Linked DNA regions of Homo sapiens: region 1 is linked to region 2. A link is an interaction called in ENCODE POLR2A ChIA-PET data of the cell type or tissue named here. Cell type or tissue: IMR-90. All regions are shown on one strand.

The links. ChIA-PET counts read pairs that join two places held together with the same protein. Peaks named below come from ENCODE experiments on the same cell type or tissue, not always from the same donor. Only the 100,000 strongest peaks of a DNase experiment are listed, where the experiment ranks them.
Region 1: POLR2A ChIA-PET joins it to region 2 with 9 read pairs; 2 of 35 experiments call an interaction of 5 or more read pairs at or near these places.

The regions. Positions count from the first base shown.
Region 1 is chr6:18,480,050-18,485,049 of GRCh38, forward strand. No RefSeq gene overlaps it. Among named protein-coding and RNA genes, the nearest start is that of MIR548A1HG, 40 kb to the right of the region's middle. In IMR-90, no CTCF peak of the experiment used is centred here; no DNase peak of the experiment used is centred here; H3K27me3 peaks cover 228 bases.
Region 2 is chr6:17,721,942-17,726,941 of GRCh38, forward strand. No RefSeq gene overlaps it. Among named protein-coding and RNA genes, the nearest start is that of NUP153-AS1, 17 kb to the left of the region's middle. RefSeq lists enhancers at 2,895-3,396, 3,237-3,531 and a silencer at 3,237-3,531. In IMR-90, no CTCF peak of the experiment used is centred here; DNase peaks (open chromatin) are centred at 2,650 and 3,340.

The DNA.
Region 1 (5,000 bases), 760 kb after region 2:
ACCTATTGTCCAAACTTATAGAAGGTACAACAAGAGTGAACAGTAATGCCAACTATAGACATTGGGTAGTCATCATGTGTCAATGTAGGTGCATCATTTGTAACAAATATACAACTCTGATGGGAGTGTTGATAATGGGCCAGACTATGCATGCTTGAGAGCAGGGAGTATATAGAAAATCTCTATACCTTCTGATATGTTTTGGGTGTGTCCCCACCCAAATCTCACCTTGAATTGTAATAAACCCCATGTGTCAAGGGCAGGGCCAGGTGAGATAATTAAATCATGGGAGCATTTCCCCTGTACTGTTCTCCTGGTAGTGAATAAGTCTCGTGAGATCTGATGGTTTTATAAATGGGAGTTCCCCTGCCCAAGCTGTCTCTTGCCTGCTGCCATGTAAGACATGTCTTGCTTCCCCTTTACTTTCTGCCATGATTTTGAGGCCTCCCCAGCCTGCGGAACTGTGAATCAATTAAACTTCTTTCCTTTATAAGTTACCCAGTTCTGGATGTGTCTTTACTAGCAGCATGGGAACAAACTAATATACCTTCCTTTCAATTTTTCTGCGAACCTAAAGCTGCTTTGAAAAAAAAAGCCTTGAAAAATAGAAGTGAGTAGGGTATATAGTATAGTAACTGAGAACTCTGCCTCAAGAGCCAGACCATTCTTATTTTTGACCCACTCACTCATTACTGTCTGTGTGACCTTGGACAAGTTATGTAACCTTACTGCTTTATTCTTTTTCTATCTGTAAATTGGGAATAGGGGTTGTTTCTAAGTTCGATGTCTGGCACATAGTAAATGCTCATTGAGGGTTTGTTGTTTTTATTACTATCAATACATATCAAAGTAGATTGTATTTATTTATTTTTTATTTTTTTGAGATGGAATCTCCCTCTCTTGCCCAGGCTGGAGTGCAGTGGCATGATCTCAGCTCATTTCGACCTCTGCCTCCCAGGTGCAAGCTATTCTCCTGCCTCAGACTCCCAAGTAGCTGGGATTGCAGGTGCCTGCCACCATGCCTAGCTAATTTTTGTATTTTTTGTAGAGACAGGGTTTTGCCATGTTGGCCAGCTGGTCTCAAACTCCTGACCTCAGGTGATCCGCCCGCCTTGGCCTCCTAAATTGCTAGGATTACAGGAATGAGCCACTGCGCCTGGCCTTATTTTCTATCTTGTAATATAATTTGATCCTTTACACTTACATAGTCAACTGATTCTAAAAGGAAATATTTTCATTGTATGAACATTTAACTATACTCATTATAGAGTCAAGCACTCATTATAGAGTCAAGCTGTGTGATATGATTATGTTTCCTTAACTAGATTGTTATTTCTGACTCTCACTAATTGTTCAAAATGCTGTATTTTGGACCATGTCTTTGTTAAGAAGTTTTTTGTTTATCCTGGATTTTCTGATTGCCTTTTCCAATTGAGAAAAGAAACATTTATCTTTAGTATTAGATCATTATAATTTTTAAAATTCCTGATTATTCTATATTTGCTTGAAATTTATTTTTTGTTTCAGAATCCATTAAAGTGCTTTTTTTTTTTTTTTTCTTTTTGAGACATGGTCTCTCTCTGTCACCCAGGCTGGAGTGTAGTGGCATGATCTCAGCTCACTGCAATCTCAGCCTCCAGAGTAGCTGGGATTACAGGAGTGCACCACCACGCTCAGCTAATTTTTGTACTTTTAGTAGAGTCAAGGTTTCACCATGTTGGCCGGGCTGGTCTCAAACTCCTGGCCTAAAGTGATCTGTCCGCCTTGTCCTCCCAAAGTGCTGAGATTACAGGAGTGAGCTACCATGCCTGCCCAAGGTGCTGTTCTTATTGGTTAATTCCTTTTATATTGATACCCAAAATTTTTGTATAACTTTTTGCTTTTCTCTGAGTGTTGCGTATCTTTTTTTTTTTTTTTTTTTTTGCACTTGCGATTTTATAATGTATTCAGGCACTTCCCCTTCTCAAATTCTATCTAGTCAATGGTATTTTCCCTTTCCCCAGTGGCTTCCCGCCCAGAGCCCTCCTTCTTCCTGCCTCCATCTGTACCTCTATGGTCAGTTCCATAGCTGTCATGCTGAGACCTCCCTTCCCTGCTCCTGGTTCTGGTTGACTGTCCCCTGGATCCTGTCTTTCTTTCTTTCTTTTTTCTTGGTTTGTCCCCTTCCTTACTTTGCTGGAGTAAATCCTTAACTGAAATGTGTGTGGGAGGCAAGTGTTCTGAGTCCTTGCTTGTGTGAAAAATTTTTTTTTTTGTCTTCTTTCACATTTCATTAATTATTCAGTTAAGTATTGAATTTTAGACTGTATACTAAGAATTCTAAAGACATGAATTCTGTATCTTTCAATATCTAGTTTGTTTGCAGGGGATTTTCCTCTGTTCTTAACTTTCAAAGTAATGTTTATAGCTGTGAGCCCTTTTCCTTTATCCTGCTTATTAGCTGGTAAATCTTTTCAATTTGAAAACACAGTTTCTTTTTTTTTTTTTTTTTTGAAAACACAGTTTCTTAATAAGCCCTGGAAACCTCCTTTTATTATTTCTTTGCCTCCATTTTCTCTTTTTAAAAGCCCTATTAAATATTGAATTTTCCGAGTTGATCTTATGTGTCTCGCCATTTCGCTCCCATTTTCCATTTCTTTGTCATTTTGTTCTCCTTTATGACAGACTTCATCTATTGTTACCTTTTAGCCCTTCTATTTTATTGTGTATCTTAGTGATCCTGTTTTTAATCTCCAGGAGTTCTTTTTAATTTTCATATTCTCCTTTTCCATAGCATCCTGTTATAGATGCAATCTCTAATTTCTCTAAAGATATGAACAAGAATTTTACTTTTCAAAAAGGTTCTCCACAGTTCTTTTCTTTTGTATTTCAGGCTTCATTGAAATGTTTGATGTCTCTTGGTTGTCTGGTTATATTTAGAATGAGTGAATTGAATGGTCAGGAGCTCTGTGTAGACAGTTGGGTTCTATTGACTGAGAGACTTCTCTTTGAGCTGAGTGGACAGGGAATTTATGCCTTACACAGTAGCCCTCTGAGTGTCACAGTTAGGAGGGATTTTCTCTAATGCGCCAATACCCATGCTAATTGCCCTAGTTTCCTCCAGATATTTTATCGATTTTCTTTTGAAAAGACTATTTATTTATTTATTTATTTATTTATTTTTGGCCTAGGAATAAATGCCTTGTTTCAGCTTCTGTTGGAAGAAGAGAAGGAGGCAGATAGGAAGCTGTGGTTGGCTGTTCCTTGCATAGACCTTCAACAAATTCCCCTGTTTTCAGATCTGGTTCTCACTCTTTATCTCTGTTGTGTATGCTTGGAGTAGGAAGCCAAGTAAGTTAATTCCCTTCATTGCAGCAGCACCTTCCCCTCCTCGTTTGTATATAAAGCGGCTGCTTTCTTAGCTCTGCTTTATCCATTGGTCAATGTTTCTCCATCTGTGTTCTGTATTCCAACAATTTATTAAACTCTTTAATCCACTGATGGCATGATGTCATTATTCTGTATTTTTGGAGGTTTATACTTTTAAAAATTACTACTATAGTTATAATGAGGTATCAGAAAGAAAATAGAAACTTACATTTCTTCAGACCTACCATTCAGAAATGGAATTCTGTTTTATATAATTAAACATGCATGCTCTGTTGTTTGATGCAGGTATGTTCAGGACTGTCATACCTACATTTTACATTCTACCTTGTGCAAAAAGAAAATTACTTTCTTTTCTTTTCTTTTCTTTTTTTTTTTTTTTGAGATGGAGTTTTGCTCTTGTTGCCCAGGCTGGAGTGCAATGGCACAATCTCAGCTCACTGCAACCTCTGCCTCCTGGGTTCAAGTGATTATCCTGCCTCAGCCTCCTGAGTAGCTGGGATTAAAGGCATGCACCACTATGCCTGGCTAATTTTTTGTATTTTTAGTAGAGATTGGGTTCTAATTTTTTGTATTTTTAGTGGAGACGGGGTTTCACCATCTTGGCCAGGCTGATCTCGAACTCCTGACCTCAGGTGATCCACCTGCCTCAGCCTCCCAAAGTGCTGGGATTACAGGCGTGAGCCACCGTACCTGGCCAAGAAAATTACTTTCTTTGTCCCTTTTAATGCTTTTTGTCTTGAATTTAACTTTGATATTAATATTACAGCTTTCATTCTCTTTTTAACTGCTGTAATTTTTTAATCTTTAGCATTTATTTTATTTAATATTGTGAGCAGATAGTACAGAGTTCTCATAAGTCCTTTCTCCTTCATACGTGGTTTTCTCTATTATTAATCTTTAGAGTTTTCATGCTAAGATAAATATAACATCTGGTCAAGGCAGAGAATATGATTTCTCATAGATTACCAGGAACACTTCAGTAATAGTAGTCACAGGAAAGAATAAACCTAAACAAATCTAGAGAAAGAGTTCAATACTAATAATAGAAAAGACTTAATAGGTCCCTTAGCTCAGAGATACTTTAATTATAGAGGGTCCTGGAATCTCTATCACTGGAAAAATTTAAAGGATAAATATCAATATGGCTTTGGAAAGAAAAAATACATTACTTCTACAATTAACTTGTTTTATCTTGGACAAAATGTTTGTGAAGCTCCTACTGTGTACTAAAAACTTTGGTGGGTGTATGGAGTACAAAGACAAATGAAACATGAGCTATGCTTTGATGTCTAAATAAAGAGATAGACATGCAACCAAATAATTTAATACAGTGTTCTAAGCATAATAGTCTATTCTAAGTGAAGTCCTGGAACAGAAGAGGGAGTGAGCAGTTTTCCTTGAGTGGGCCCCAAAAAGATTCCAAATAATTGTGGCTTGAATTTTCTATCTTGACTACAAAGATTCATTCTGTGGTATTTATACCTGGAAAAACAGCATTTTACTTTTCTAAAACAATGGCCTTTTTGCATCTGGAATTTCACAGATGGTTCTCAGGTGTATAAGTCAGAATTCAACCAGAAAATAAAAGCCACACAGTCATTAGAATAAGGGAAGTTTAATATGAAGAATAA
Region 2 (5,000 bases):
AGTGAAGCAGGGTCTGTTCTGCCATTTAATCCTACAAACTATCTCTCCAGGGCTCTTCTTCCAGGGAAAGGCACACAGTCCCTCTAGAGGAAACAAGGGCACCTGTGTCCTCTGGGTTTCCTCTTCCCTTCTGTACATTTTTCTCTCTGCCTAGGCAATTTTTTTCCTAAGGATGACTGGAGGGAGGCCCACCTTCCTAAGCATCCCCACTGTCCAGCTCTCAAACATTTTTCCTGTGTATCTATTTCTCTAAAGAGCTTAAGTTTTTGGAAATTACTGGACATTTATTTCCTTTTCACCCTGGCTGCTTCTTCCCCCAAGGCAATGAACACAAAAGAATTTAGCTGCTTGCAAGCAGGGGGAAAGAAGATAAGGAGCACTAAAGAGGAATGTACCCTAACCAGCTTTACACATCCTGGGGCTTTTTTTTTTTTTTTTTTTTTACAGAATCTTGCTCTGTCACCCAGGCTGGAGAGCACTGGCGTGATCTTGGCTCACTGCAACCTCCATCTCCCAGGTTCAAAGGATCCTCCCGCCTTAGCCTCCCGAGTAGCTGGGATTACAGGCATGTGCCACCACACCCAGCTAATTTTTGTATTTTTAGTAGAGATGGGTTTCACCATGTTGGCCAGGCTGGTCTTGAACTCCTGACCTCAGGTGATCTGCCTGCCTTGGCCTCCCAAAGTGCTGGGATTACAGGCGTGAGCCACCACGTCTGGCCGTCTCAGGCCTTCTTTTCAAGGCCAGAACTAAAAATTAGGTCCTGATTTGATTAACTTCTACCTTTCCATAGTAGTCCACCAGTCTGGCATCTGCATTAGATAGGAATAATTGATTGATTGATTGATTGATTCGAGACAGGGTCTTGCTCTATTGCCCAGGCTGGAATACAGCAGTGCCATCACAGCTCTCTGCAGCCTTGACCTCTTGGGCTCAAGTGATCCTCCTGCCTCAGCCTCCTGAGTAGCTGGGACTACAGGTGTGTGCCACCACACCCAGCTTTTTTTTTTTTTTAATTTTTAGTAGAGACAAGGTTTCACTGTGTTGCCAAGGCTGGTCTCAAACTCCTGGCTTCAAGTAATCCATCCACCTCAGCCTCTCAAAGTATTAGGATTACAGGTGTGAGCTGCTGCACTTGGCCTAGATGAGAAATACTTAAAGCATAGGTTCTCAGGCTACACTCTAGACCTACAGATTCTCTAGAGTTGAACTTACAAATCTGTCTTTTAACAAACTCCCAGTATTTTGCTTATGTACTCAGTTGCACTGGTCCTCCGACTTGGTTTTGGCTAAAACTCCCTGAAAGTCACTTTCTTTCCCACATCTTCTGTCTTTTTTTCTGTTTCTTTCTTACCCCAGTAGTGGTAACATCCAGTTAGAGTCCCTTCCATATAACCAAAATCTGGTGTGGAGTTCTGTATCCATTTCTCAAAGGGAAGATAAGGTGGAGGGCAAGAGGATGTTCATGTGTCTTGTTTACTCTTACCCATTTTTTAGCCTTATTTATTTATTTATTTATTGAGACAGAGTTTCGCTCTTGTTGCCCAGGCTGGAGTGCAATGGTGCGGTCTCGGCTCACTACCACCTCCTGGGTTCAAGTGATTCTCCTGCCTCAGCCTCCTGAGTAGCTGGGATTACAGGCATGCGCCACCACGCCCGGCTAATTTTGTATTTTTAGTAGAGAGGGGGTTTCTCTATGTTGGTCGGGCTGGTCAGGCTGGTCGCAAACTCCCAACGTCAGGTGATCCGCCTGCCTCGGCCTCCCAGCGTGCTGGGATTACAGACGTGAGCCACCGCGCCTGGCCTTTTAGCTCATTTTTATCATCCTGTTCATGCTCCAAGTTGAAAATCATAATCTAATCCACCAAACAAGCCCATCTGAAGAGCGTATCTTCAACCTGTGTCAGATGCAAAAATATTTTGCAGCAGCCAGAAGTGGTGGCGGGCACCTGTAATCCCAGCTACTTGAGAGACTAAGGCAGGAGGATTCCTTGAGCCCAGGAATTTGAGGCTGTAGTGCGCTGTGATCACTCCTATAATAGTCACTGTACTCCGGCCTGGGCAACATACTGATGCATCGTCTCTTTAAAAAAAAGGGTTTTTTGTTTGTTTGTTTGTTTGTTTGTTTGTTTTTAAATTCTTGCCATTGAGCTTCAGAAAAAACCAAAAACTTCCAAGAGACCTAAATGCTGTTTGATTCTTATGGAGAATCATCAGCATATATAAACCTCCCAGTTTTTCAAGGTTTGGGGATACTTACAGAGGAAACAGACTAATCTATTTATATATCCCCAAAGTAGATAAATTACATAGTAAGTTTTTTTTAGATTGCTCGCATGGATGTGTTTATTGTTAAACCCCAGCCTAATTTATTTGGAGAGAAGAGTTCACTCTCTTTTAAGTGAATATGGCTAGGTAGGCCATGTTTGGCTGCCAATATCTTCAACCTATTTTATTCCAAAATGAGGTAGGAGTGCTGAGCTAAACTGGTGCCCTTAAGGGTTACGTCCTAGAGACTAAAGATGCATTCACTGAAAGTCATTCATGAGCAATGATTGGGAAGACTCACCTGCTGGAATGGTTGTTGATATTTATAAGTCAGCAATATTTCTTGACTCAACAAAAAGTCATGCATTGTTATGATGACATCAGCATACTAAAATACTACTCCATGTGAAATAACAAAGCAAAGAATATTACAGCTGGGCATGATGATCACACTAGAAATCCTAGCACTTTGGGAGGCTGACGTGAGAGGATCACTTGGGCGCAGGAGTTCAAGACCAGCCTGGGCAACACAGTGAGACCTCACCTTTAATTAAAAAAAAATAATAATAATCAAAGCAAATTACGAACAAAGAAGAGGGGCAGGCTGAGCAGGAGGCAGAGAAATGAACTGTAGCCTAAGCAGGTTCCAGTAATTACCTCTTTTATTTTAAGAACTGAATATCTCGTTCCAGGCTCAAATTATCGAGAAGTACATCTTTTCCTTTAAAGTTGATTAAGCAGCGGTATCTCTTCCAAGCTGAAAATATTATAACAGATGCCAACTGTCTGCAGAGGACTCTGCTAGATGCTGTAAATAAAGAAAACAAGTTTTCCTGCACAGAATGTCCTTTGTTTCCTAAAAGGTTGGTACAGAGTTGGAGTTAGAGACCAAAGAAATCACAGACTTCACAGGTTGAAAGGAACTATAATGTTCTCTTAGGCCAGTCCCACAAGTAATGGGTGAATTATTCCTTCTGCTTCCCCTCTGAGCGCCCATTGGACTTGGGCCTTATAGCTCCGGAAATGCAGATCTGTGCTTCCTGACGGGTGGAGAGCAGTCCTGGCTGGTAGCAGCTGTGTCTGAGTGGGAGTCGGCAGGAGGGAGGGCGCCATGGGAACAGCTTGCATTAGGCTGCTTGCTGCTCCTGGCTGAGCCCTGGGGGCGTGCTCTGGGGACTTGGCCTGGATGGACTTGAACCTTAGGCAGACTTTATCAGCAAGTGCTCCCTTGGCTAAAAAGCTGATTTCTCATACTATTTGCATTGTTTTAGGTATTTCTACTTTAGACAAAAGAACTTGTTCTTTGTGACGCTTTGTCCAGGTGGGAATCTTTTTTTTATTTTTTTATTTTATTATTCATTCATTCACTTAATAAATTTTCATCGAGTTACTCCTGTTTCATTAAAGGCAACTGAGGGTTGGGCAGGCGGCGCAAAGGCAGGTGGCGGTGGCTCATGCCTGTAATCCCGGTACTTTGGGAGGCTGAGGTGGGTAGATCACCTGATGTCAGGAGTTTTGAGACCAGCCTGGCCAACACGGTGAAACCCCTTCTCTACTAAATACAAAAATTAGTGGGATGTGGTGGTGGGAACCTGTAATCCCAGCTACTCGGGAGGCTGAGGCAGGAGAATTGCTTGAACCTGGGAGGTGGAGGCTGCAGTGAGCCGACATTGCGCCACTGCACTCTAGCCTGGCTGACAGAGTGAGACTCCGTATGACCAAAAAAAAAAAAAAAAAAAAAAGGCCGGGCGCGGTGGCTCACGCCTGTAATCCCAGCACTTTGGGAGGCCGAGGCGGGCAGATCACGAGGTCAGGAGATCGAGACCATCCTGGCTAACACGGTGAAACCCCGTCTCTACTAAAAATACAAAAAATTAGCCGGGTGTAGTGGCGGGCACCTGTAGTCCCAGCTACTCGGGAGGCTGAGGCAGGAGAATGGCGTGAACCCGGGAGGTGGAGCTTGCAGTGAGCTGAGATCGCGCCACTGCACTCCACTCTGGGCGACAGAGCGAGACTCCGTCTCAAAAAAAAAAAGAAAAAAGGCAACCGAGGCTCAGAGAGCTTAGGTTAAATACTCAAAGTCACAATTTTGTGACTAAGTGACAGAATGGACATCTCCTGACTCAAATTCCAGTGTGTTTTATACTATTTTGGGGGTGGTATTACATTATTTTCATCGAGTAGTTTTTAAAAAACTCAATATTGTTTATTAAAGTACATCTCTGGCCGGGCGCGGTGGCTCATGCCTATAATCTCAGCACTTTGGGAGGCTAAGGTGGGTGGAACGAGGTCAGGAGTTAGAGACCAGCCTGGCCAACAGGATGAAACCCCGCCTCTACTAAAAATATAAAAATTAGCTGAGGGTGGTGGCGTGCACCTGTAGTCCCAGCTACTCAGGAGGCTGAGAAAGAAGAATCACTTGAACCCGGGAGGCAGAAGTTGTAGTGAGCCGAGATCGCACCATTGCACTCCAGCCTGGGCGACAGAGTGCTCCATCTCAAAAAATAATAATATTAATAAAGTACTTCTCCTATTTCTCTTTCATTGACAGCACTAGGATGACACAGATGCAGAAAGGACAAAAGGGAACTGACAGACACTGAAATTTTGTAATACACCAGGTTCAATATCAGACACCTTATATGTAGCATCTCATTCAATTTTCACAATCATCCTATAAAATAGTATGTACTATTGCTCCCATTTTTCTTCTTTTTTTGTTTTCATTTTTT